Linked DNA regions of Mus musculus: region 2 is linked to region 1. A link is a contact called in ENCODE Hi-C or POLR2A ChIA-PET data. All regions are on one chromosome and are shown on one strand. The core of a region is the stretch at or near the end of the contact, and the rest is flanking DNA. Distances in the headings are between cores, read along the strand shown. Region 1 holds the start of Tfpt (TCF3 (E2A) fusion partner). Region 2 holds the start of Leng1 (leukocyte receptor cluster (LRC) member 1).

The links. A loop is a pair of places that touch in the nucleus more often than their neighbours do. ChIA-PET counts read pairs that join two places held with the same protein, here RNA polymerase II (POLR2A).
Region 2: a loop to region 1 is called in a map of gastrocnemius, with 4 times the contacts of the local background. The contact joins the promoter of Leng1 here to the promoter of Tfpt in region 1. A Hi-C loop is called at or near these places in 5 of 37 maps with a recorded cell type or tissue (gastrocnemius, heart, mature B cell and 2 more). POLR2A ChIA-PET finds 5 or more read pairs at or near these places in 4 of 5 experiments (Patski and embryonic stem cell).

The regions. Positions count from the first base shown.
Region 1 is chr7:3,627,987-3,632,961 of GRCm38, reverse strand. Tfpt (TCF3 (E2A) fusion partner) reads left to right here and starts at 3,033. Exons shown (of 6, transcript NM_001290381.1): 1 at 3,033-3,410; 2 at 3,876-4,134. The coding sequence starts at 3,388. It overlaps Prpf31 (pre-mRNA processing factor 31), which reads right to left and starts at 2,977. Exons shown (of 14, transcript NM_027328.4): 1 at 2,906-2,977; 2 at 2,220-2,404; 3 at 2,057-2,117; 4 at 211-294. The coding sequence starts at 2,396. Gm15927 (a long non-coding RNA gene) reads left to right here. Exons shown (of 6, transcript XR_003946711.1): 5 at 467-764; 6 at 1,559-1,891.
Region 2 is chr7:3,662,876-3,667,850 of GRCm38, reverse strand. It overlaps Leng1 (leukocyte receptor cluster (LRC) member 1), which reads left to right and starts at 2,011. Exons shown (of 4, transcript NM_027203.3): 1 at 2,011-2,535; 2 at 3,990-4,169; 3 at 4,827-4,975. The coding sequence starts at 2,404. It overlaps Tmc4 (transmembrane channel-like gene family 4), which reads left to right. Exons shown (of 15, transcript NM_181820.2): 11 at 227-410; 12 at 673-803; 13 at 877-1,032; 14 at 1,671-1,749; 15 at 1,843-2,097. The coding sequence ends at 1,911.

The DNA of each region.
Region 1 (4,975 bases), core at 1,784-4,283:
GCCCTGCTTATTCAGACTTTTATGATGGAGGAGAGTACAATTTATGTTAGTTACTCTGTTATAGAAGATGAACCTAATCAGGGCAATATTTTTGCCCAAGAAAGGCAAACAAAAGAGGTCCAGGTTCATGCCTGTTCTTCCCTTTGGGTCATAACGAAAGAGTGAAGAGCACAGGATACTGGTGTCTCCATAGCCCTTCCCATCACTCACTCAGCTCATTTTCTATCTCCACAGTCAGGTTGTTGGCATCCACAATGACTCGGTACTCAGGAGCTGCCTCCACTGGTCCCATCACTACAAAGAAGAAGGGATATGGATGGGGGAGGAACGAAGCTGGGGACTGAGGTGGAGGCTGGATGGAATCAGAAAGGAGGGGCTGAGGGGGCTACATAAGGGCTGAAGAATTCACTGAGGCTTATATTCCTCTCCAGGAGCCTTACTCCTGCTTCTCATCTTTCTCCTGCAGTCTATCCTCTGGGTCAATCTGGTCTTGACCTCATCTTGCTCCAAAATTAAACCTTCCTATAGCTTCCCAAAGCCTTGAGGCTAGCGAGCAAGATCCTCAGACTGGCACTCAAGGTCTCCCATACAGATGGAGGTCCACGTTCCCCACACCTGCAACCTTGGTGCACACAGCACAGGAGTCCCTTCAGTGAGATCCGGTGACTCGTTGGCTCTACAGCATTATCCTTTCTGCTTTTCTGCTCCATCCTCCCAGCCGCCACCGGGCACTCAAGGCTATTTCACTCCTCCTGCCTTCACAGGTACTGCTCCATCTCCCTGGGACATTCCTTAAGTCTGTTTCTAGAAACCACACTTTATGCATAGACAATTAAATTGGTATTGAGTAATGTGGCCTCACATGTCCCTTTAGGTCATTAAAACTCTGAGGGCATTAAACAACCCCCCACCTCCACCCCAGAAGGGTGACAGTCTGCATGAATTGGGCCACCTCTGCTAGACAGGCTTTGTGTCCACTTCCCCCACTAGTTAAGACACCTGACATGAGCAGACCTGATTCATCAAACTTGACATCAGGCAGTCACGTTCTGTGACTTTCTTTGGCTTTACGGAACAAGAAGTTTCTCTGCCTGCCACTTGGAATCCCTGTAGAAGCTGGCTGGGAGACTCCCATCACTCAGTGAATTAACAGCCCTTGTTCCTTCCCCAGGGTTAGCACAAGTACTCAAATTCCAACAGGGGGCACTTCTTCCCTGACCCAATGCAGGGTTAGTCAGTCCCTTCTGTAGGGACTACAGAGTGGGCATGGTTGCTTCTGCCTCACACTCAGGAGGCTGAAAAAGGATGGTTGCTGAGAGTTCAAGGCCACTATAGGCTACCTAGTAACTTCTAGGCCAGTCTGAACTTCAGAGTGAAACCTTGTCTCCATATTTAAAAATATACGTACATACATGTGTACACACCCTGTCTGTGGATGTGGAAAAGGTCCTATAGTTCAGAGAACCCAGAGACAAGTCTTCTCACAATTAGAAAACACATCAGTTTTATAGTACAATATGCATGTTTATTTTTCTTTCTTCCTTTTTTTTAAACATAGGTGTTGTCTCACTTTCTTCTAAAAAAAATGTATGTATGCGTTTTGCCTGATGTGCATAATATATATATAATGCCCATGGAGAGCAGAAGATGTCAGATCACCAAGAACTGGAGTTACAGATAGTTATGACCCATGTGGATGCTAAGAACTAAACCCAAGACCTCTGGAAGAGCAGCAGATACTCTTAACTATCTCTCCAACTCCATGAATGTACCTATTTCTGAGACAGGGTTTTACCCAGGCTGACTCTGACCAGACTGGACTTGAACTCATTCATGTACCTGCTGCCTCAGTCTCCTAAGTGGTGAGATATAAACACATATCATGTCTGGGTACAATGCAGTATGTTTTCAGAGGGTCAGTAACTGGATTTAAAAAAAAAAAGAAGAATGAATGCTCTGAGGAAAGCTGAGGAGGGAGACACTTGGTGATAAAACCATAAGGAGCAAGAGAGTCGGGGAGTCAGAATGGGCAGAGGAAAGTGAGGGTGGGAGGCACCTTCCGACACGTTGGCTTGCTTGCTGATATACTCCTCAATCTTCATCATGATCTCAGCAAACTGATGAGGAAGGAGAGCACAGTCAGAAACTAGGCCTCTCAGAAAGAACTGCTCTCCGGCCACTCCTCCCTAGGAACGCTGACTTAAAGGGTGCCACCTCACCATCTTGCTGTCCCATAGCTTGGCAATGCTCTTGACTGAATCTCCAGAAAGATCCAGCTGGGTCTCCTCCTGTACATCCTCAATTGCTGGCTCCTCCTCCTCTTCTCCATAGCTTCCTCCTTCCTCTTCTTCTGCTGCCTCCTCGAGGTCAGCCAAGAGCTCATCAGCCAGAGACATCCCAAGGCCTATGGGAAAGGGAGAATGGGGTTCCCTAATACTGCATCTTGACCCTGTCCACTCATATCACCAGAAGGAGCACCTTCTCCCGGATCCCCTTAAGTTTCTTCTTCATCAGCTCCTGTAGCCGCACGCAGGCTCCACAGCTTGCTTAGTTCACGGAGGTTGTCTCCTGTTCCTACCCACACAGAACACAGCACATCCCTCCAGGTACCACCTGACCTGGCAACTTTTCCCCACACCTCTGGGTCTTTGAGCAACTATTCATCTTTGCCTAACCCGGCTCTTTGCTCCCTCACCCTGCCTTCAGTTCTTTCATTCCACCCGTCTGGCCCACGTGCCATATTTCAGCCTAAAGTTATGCTGTGATCCACTCACGTCTTGAATATTAGTTCTAAGGCGCTCCATACGTTTAATATTATTATTTATACTATGATTTAAGTCGCCCGCTACACTTTCTCCTCCAGTAGCTTGGCTTCCGGCCATCCCTTCTTCTCCATCACACTCACCGCTTCGATCCTCTCACAATCGTTTCCAAGAAATCTGCTTCCCCAGAGCTTCGGCTCTCTTTGATGACGTTTACTTGCCGCCGATAAATCTGTGTTTTGATTGGCCGTTTACGACATTTCCGGCAGCGTTTGGACAACAACTTTATTAGCAGCCGCCTCGCGGGACGGCGACCGGGAGTGCTGGGTTCTAGGGCTAGGGGAAGTCGTACGTCGCCGTGGATTGAGCCTGCTAAACAGAGATTCGCTTTGGCTAGTCGACACTGCGACAAGACAGGAGTAAAGAAGGTGACAACGTGGACGATCGGTGCAGGCGCTAGAGGATAAACCGAAGGCTTCAAGCCGCAATTTGGAGTCGGGTGCAAACGAAGGCAGAGTAGGAAACTTTAATTCCCAGTTTTCCTGTGTCGCAAGGCCTGATGGGAGAGGTAGTTTTGCGCAAGACTCCACCTCTCTGAGGCTTGAGGTGTCTCTTGACCAGAGAAATGGAGTTGGAACAGAGAGAGGGGTGAGTAGCTGAGCTTTGTGTAAACGGGGACTCCAAAAACAGCAACGATCGGCTGTAGTGCTCTCAGGGACGATGGGGAAGTTCGTGCAGTTGCTTTCTTTTCGAATCTCTGTGGGAGAACCGGAGGCAGTACTGGAGCATCGTAGGGGAGATTTGGAATTTGCTGTTCTTATGGATCTGAGAGCAAGGAGATTGGAGTGTGGGCTCCAAAGTCTGAGGGAGGAGGCTAGGGTCTGATTCCTCATTGTTAGGGACGAGGACTGGGGCCTGGATCCCTGGCAGTGACCAAGAAGGGCTAGGGTCTGGGCTTCTTGGTAGGAGGGAGGAGGGCTAGAGTCTGGGCTGCTGGGTGTGATGGAGGAGAGGGCTAGGATCTGGGCTCCAGGCTGGGGCCTGGACCTAAGTCCCCCTGGGAGGGACTTGGAGAGCCAGAATATAGGCTCCTAAAACTTCTTGGCCCTACAGGACCATGGCAGCCGTGGGCTTTGAAGAGTTCTCAGCGCCACCAGGCTCAGAGCTGGCTCTGCCTCCCCTGTTTGGTGGCCACATCCTAGAAAGTGAGCTAGAGACAGAAGTGGAATTTGTGTCCGGTGGTCTGGGTGATTCAGGACTCCGGGAGCGAGATGAAGAGGAAGAGGCAGCCCGGGGTCGAAGGCGTCGCCAGCGGGAACTAAATCGTAGAAAGTACCAGGCACTAGGTCGGCGCTGCCGGGAGATCGAGCAGGTAGGTAAGTGTGGATTCCCATTTGGGGGTCCTCTCGCCAGAACTGCCGCCTCGCTGCCGATGCCAACACCACCCCCTCCTCATACCGCCTCCTCCTCCTCCTCATGTCCTTCTTTTTCCCTTTCCTTTTGTACTTGAACAAGTGAACAGATCCATGTGGGTCTAAGTCTGTGCCAGGCACCCTAAGTAGTCTCTTCCAGAATATTTATATTCATTACTTTTCTTGTTGTGACCTGGGAAAAGCAACTTGGGGAAAGGCTTACATTGACTTGGAGTTTAAGGATCTGTGGCGGCAGAGAAGACACAGTGTCAGGGGCATGAGACAGTTGGTGATGTTGCATCCATAGGCAGGAAGCAGAGAGATGGAGAGATGACTACTGGCACTCAGCTTGACTTTCCCTTTTTATTCAGTTTATTCCAGCCCATGATATGGTGCTGCCCACATTTAGAGTAGATCTTCCTACCTCAATTAACCCACATGCCAAAGACATGCATAGGGTCTTGTCTCTTAGGTGATTTTTAGATCTTGTCAAGTTGAAAAATCAGTAATAACCATCACAGCATCAGATACTCTGCCTCTGGTATGTCACAGGTGACTCTCAGATTTCATTCACAGCCTCTCACCTAAGGCACCTCCAGGCTTGCCTACTCTGCCTCTTGAACCTCACTTGGGTCCTTCTTTTCTCAGATTAACTCATCGCGTGAGTCTTTAGTTCACCTCCTTAGTAAGAAGGAGGAAGGAGCTATGGGCAGAATGTAAGTAGGTCTTAGTAAGTCAGGAACACCAGAGAAGAAGTTTGGAATTTGCGCTTTGGATGAATGGGAGCTGGCAAGGGGTTTG
Region 2 (4,975 bases), core at 762-3,261, 36 kb before region 1:
GTGGGGTTGACCAGAGCAAGCAGATGTCCTAAGTTCAATTCCCAACAACCACATGAAGACTCACAACCATCTGTACAGCTACAGTGTACTCATATACATAAAATAAATGAATAAATCTTTTTTAAAATAAATATTTAAAAAATAAACATAAAATCAAGGAATGGGCTGGGTGGTAGAGTTAGGAAAGCCAAAAGGCAGCCTATGACTGTCCCACTCTGCCCTTCAGGATACTCTGTGGCCTCTGTCCTGGGGCACTGGGTCGTCTGTCGGGAACCCTGGAGTTCCAGGTGCCAGATGAGGTGCTGGGGCTCATCTATGCGCAGACCGTGGTCTGGGTGGGAAGCTTCTTCTGCCCTTTACTGCCTTTGATCAACACTGCTAAGTTCCTCATACTGTTCTGCCTGAAGAAGGTGAGTCTGAGGAGTAGCCTAGGGTCTGAGCTGACAGGTGTTGGAGGCTGTAGTCCTGGGCTAGAGAAAGGAGGACGGTTATCAGGGCCCTGATTACTATGCCCTGAGGATGGGAGGAGGGAGCTGGAAGTCAGAGTCCTATTGGCTCAGAGATCTGGTCCCAGCCCCCAAAGGAGGCCAAAGCTCCAAGATAAGAAACAGGGAAAAGCAAAGGATTGACTCTTGAGTCTTACACCTCCATTTCCTCGCCTCTCCCTACCAGATAACCCTCTTCTCCATCTACTCACCGGCTTCCCGCACCTTCCGAGCATCCACGGCAAACTTCTTTTTCCCCCTGGTTCTCCTTGTGGGTCTGGCGATCTCTGCAGTTCCCGTGCTTTACAGTATCTTCCTGTAAGTACGAGAGACTTCTGTTTGTTCTCACTCTAGCTCGACTTGACTGAATCCAGTGTGTCTCCCCCTACAGGATCCCACCTTCGAAACTGTGTGGCCCGTTCCGCGGGAAGCTGTCCATTTGGGCCCAGATCCCTGAGGCCATTGAGAGCCTCCCTCAGACTGCCCAGAATTTTCTCTACTTTCTGGGAACCCAAGCTTTTACTGTACCTCTTCTGATCCTCTCTAGGTGAGCAGTCAGACTTTGAATGTGTGTAATTTAGTGTTTGAAAGAGAAAGGAGTTTCTGGGCACCTGAGTGCTAGAGAGGTGGGCTGGGTGCCTATATACAACAGAGACGTGGGGCTGGCCGGGATGCCTATAAATCAAGAGCAGGAGAGTCGGAGTGTGAATGCTTAGGGTCTAAGAAAAGACATCTGGGTTTGGATTCCTGGTCTGAGGAAAGGAGGGCTAGGGTGTGGATTTATCGATTTGATGAAGGGGGAGGAGGTATGGAGCCTGAACCTCTAGTTTAACCTCTGGTTAAAGGGTCTGAACTTTTGGGTCTAAAGAGAGAGGATAAAGACTTGTGTTCAGAGTCTCAAAAAGGGTTTTAAGGGATTTGAGGATCCTGATATTGGTTTCTTTAATTTACTTATTCATTTAATTTTTATGTGTGTTGGTATTTGGACAGTGTGACTGTCTGTGTGAAGTAACGAACTTGAGTTACAATTGTAAGCTGCCATGTGGGGCTGGGAATTGAACCCCGGTCCTTTGGAAGTGCAGCCAGTGCTCCGGTTACGAGCCATCTCTCCAGCCTGGTTTCTAAGGAGCCATATGATGAAGATGATTGTTTTTCTAGAGTGATTTTCATTCCTGTCTTCCATAGCATCCTGATGATGTATACCGTAGCCCTGGCTAACTGTTACGGACGCCTCATCTCTGAGCTCAAACGCCAGATAGAGACGGTGAGCCAGGCTGATTTCCCCGGAAAGGGCTCTATGAGACTATGAAAGAAGAATGAAAAGGTGTGCTTCACTTTCGCTCCTTTTTGCCCGCAGGAAGTGCAGAATAAAGTCTTCCTGGCCCAGCGAGCTGTGGCTCTGAGCTCAAGGAATGGAACTTCCTGATAAGTCTGGCTGAACCTTCAGCCCCTCAGCTTCAGTGACTTCATATCAAGTGATGGGACTCTTTCATCTCTGGAACCAAATTCCCCGCCCTCTGCCACCCGAATGCTACACTCTCAATTGAACCGTATTAATAAACAACAGTCAAGGCCGCTTTGCGTTTTGAAACCCCGTTCTGAAGCCTCGGACGGGGTTTGGGGAGGGGCCAGGTCCAAATCGGCCTGAAGAGCTAGGTTATGTCTGCTTAAAGGAATAGACAGGCAACAGCCTCATCAAGCAGCGTCCGGGGGTGGAGCAACTCAGGTTACAAATGCTTAGGATTGGCTGAGATGGAAGGCTCTCAGCCAATAATCTCTAAACAAGGCTAGGATGGGACGTGACAATTGGCCCAGAACCAATGCACGAGCAAGGGTGGAACCATGGGGCGGGAGCATCCTCGAGCCAATCGGAAGTGCTGAAGAGTGGGCCTGACAGTCCGAGGTCGGCACTGGAGCCATGAATATCTTGCCGAAGAAGAGCTGGCACGTCCGGAACAAGGACAATGTTGCCCGCGTGCGGCGCGACGAGGCCCAGGCCCGGGAGGAGGAGAAGGAGCGGGAGCGGAGGGTGCTGCTCGCCCAGCAAGAGGTAAGCCTGGGGACCGCCCAGAAGCGCGGCGGGCCTAGCTATCACTCGGTGCCGGGAGCGGGTCTGTGTGTTCGACGATGTTTCTCTGAAAATCCTGTGCTAACTTCCAAGAAACCTTCCTAGATTTCCCCACTGGTGTTGAGGGACCAGAGACTAGCATACTGGAAGAGTTGGACAAATATTCTGATTACTTTATAGGTTGCCCGCACAAGTTAATTACTGATCACCCACTCTGTGTATGCTCCCTTCCTTCTGAGCGCTTGCTTTGAGAAATTCCCTCTTAGAACAACTTGGAGGGGTGCGGTCACCTTGCTCTGAGTACAACGGCTTCAGCAAGGAGGGCAAAGGGCGGACAAGCCGGGGTCCACTTCGTTGGGCATGTCTTTTCTCCCTCCCTCATTGCTTGCCAAGAAAAGAGCATCTGGAGGTTTTATTTGGAACAGGGTCTGTGTAGCCGTGGCTGTTATGGAACTGGCTACGTAGACCAGGCTGGTCTTGAACTCAGCTTGCCTGTTCCACTTGAACGCTAGTATTGAAGACCACACACACATCACAGACTCTAAGTTACTCGATTAGTTTGGTTTACACTTAAGTCCCTTGGCCAATCTGATCATGAATTAGTGTGGGCTTAAAAAAAAAAAAAAAAGCCGGGTAGTGGCGGTGGCGCACGCCTTTGATCCCAGCACCTGGGAGGCAGAGGCAGGTGGATTTCTGAGGCCAGCCTGGTCTACAAAGTGAGTTCCAGGACAGCCAGGGCTACACAGAAAAACCCTGTCTTAAAAAACAAAACAAAACAAAACAAACAAACAAAAAGGTGACGCTTGTAATTAATCCCAGATACTAAGGCTGCAGAAAGGGGAGAATTGTGAATCAGAGACCATCCCTATCTGGGGTCAGGTTGTACTTGGAGTGGTGACCTGGAGCCATACCTTGGATTTAGATCCTTTGTCCAGAAAGCAATATTTGATTACCTTACAAGTTTGGGAGTATATACATACTTGTGTTGGGGACTGAATTTGGAACTACACACAAGGCAGGGGCTCTATGGCTGAACAAGCCACCTATACCTATACCTGAGTGGGTTTTCCTTGCATCACTTGAGACTGGGAAGCCTTCTGTTTTAGGTCAGGGATCTTCTCTGAACTATCTCTGATAGCCCAGTTTACTGTCTAAAAACATCGATTCTCCACTCCAAGTTAGAAATGGTATCTCTTCTTGCTCTCAATATTTGCCCCACCCCCACCCCCTCTTTTCAAGACAGGATTTTTCTGTGTAGTCCTGGAACTAACTCACTCTGTAGACCATGCTGGCCTTGAATTCAGAGATCCATGTGCCTCTGTCTCCTGAATGCTAGGTTCAAAGGTGTGTGCTACCACTGCCCTCCCTGCCCATGGACCATTCTTGTATCCTCAGCACTTCTGGGTTCTGAATGTCTTCCCTATAACCCTTCATAGGCCCGTACGGAATTCCTACGGAAGAAAGCCAGGCAACGAAACTCAGTGCCTGAGCTGGAAGCAGCAGACCCAGGAGCTCCAAGTTCTGGCCCTGTGGACCTGTTTAGGGAGCTGCTGGAAGAAAGGAAAGGAGTTCCCAGAGGCAATAAAGAGCATGAGGAAGAGAAGCGACGGGAAAAGGTAAGTTGGCCTCATTTTTTGGTGGAATCATGGGGGTGGGGACTGGCTGTGACTGTTAGGATATGGTGATAAGCACTCTAAAATTTTTAGAATATGACTGAGAGATATTACCTGTAAGTTGGTTACTGCTGTACAGCACTTAAACTGGCTAACCTTTTCCCATGGGACTAAAAAAAGTCTTAAGCTATTTTATTTTTGAGATGAGGTCACAACTACACAGACCAGGGGTGCTTTCCAATTCTCAATCCCCCTGCCTTGGCCTCCTGAGCCAAGTGTTGGGATCATAGGCACTCATCTCCAGACAGCATTTGTGCTTTTCAAACTGACTTGTACTGTGGCTCTCCTCTCTCTCGTCGAACTTTGAAGGTGCTATCTCCCACTGAAAAATCACTCCTCCACTTTGCTTTTCTGCAGGTTTTTCCTTAAACTGTTCCCAAAGCTTCTCCCATCTTCACTACTGCACAGGCCGCAGCCTCTCTTTCTTCCTCCTCCTGCAGATAAGCCCCTGGTGCTTCCTGAATGGTCTTCTGATCTCCCTTGTTAAATGACTGTCTACCAGTCCCCGTCTCCAGAAATTTGAGCCCTGGGTTTTTCTATTGCCACATCTAGGGCTCCCAGAGGGACTGAAAAGACTATTTTGTTTTCTTGCCTCTGCAGGAGAGACAAGAGAAAGCACTAGGTATCCTGACTTACTTGGGCCAGAGTGCAGCAGAGGCCCAAACTCAGCCTCCTTGGTACCAGCTCCCCCCAGGGCAAAAGGACTGCTGCCCTCCAGGCCCAAGCCCAGATGAGAAGATCAAGAACCG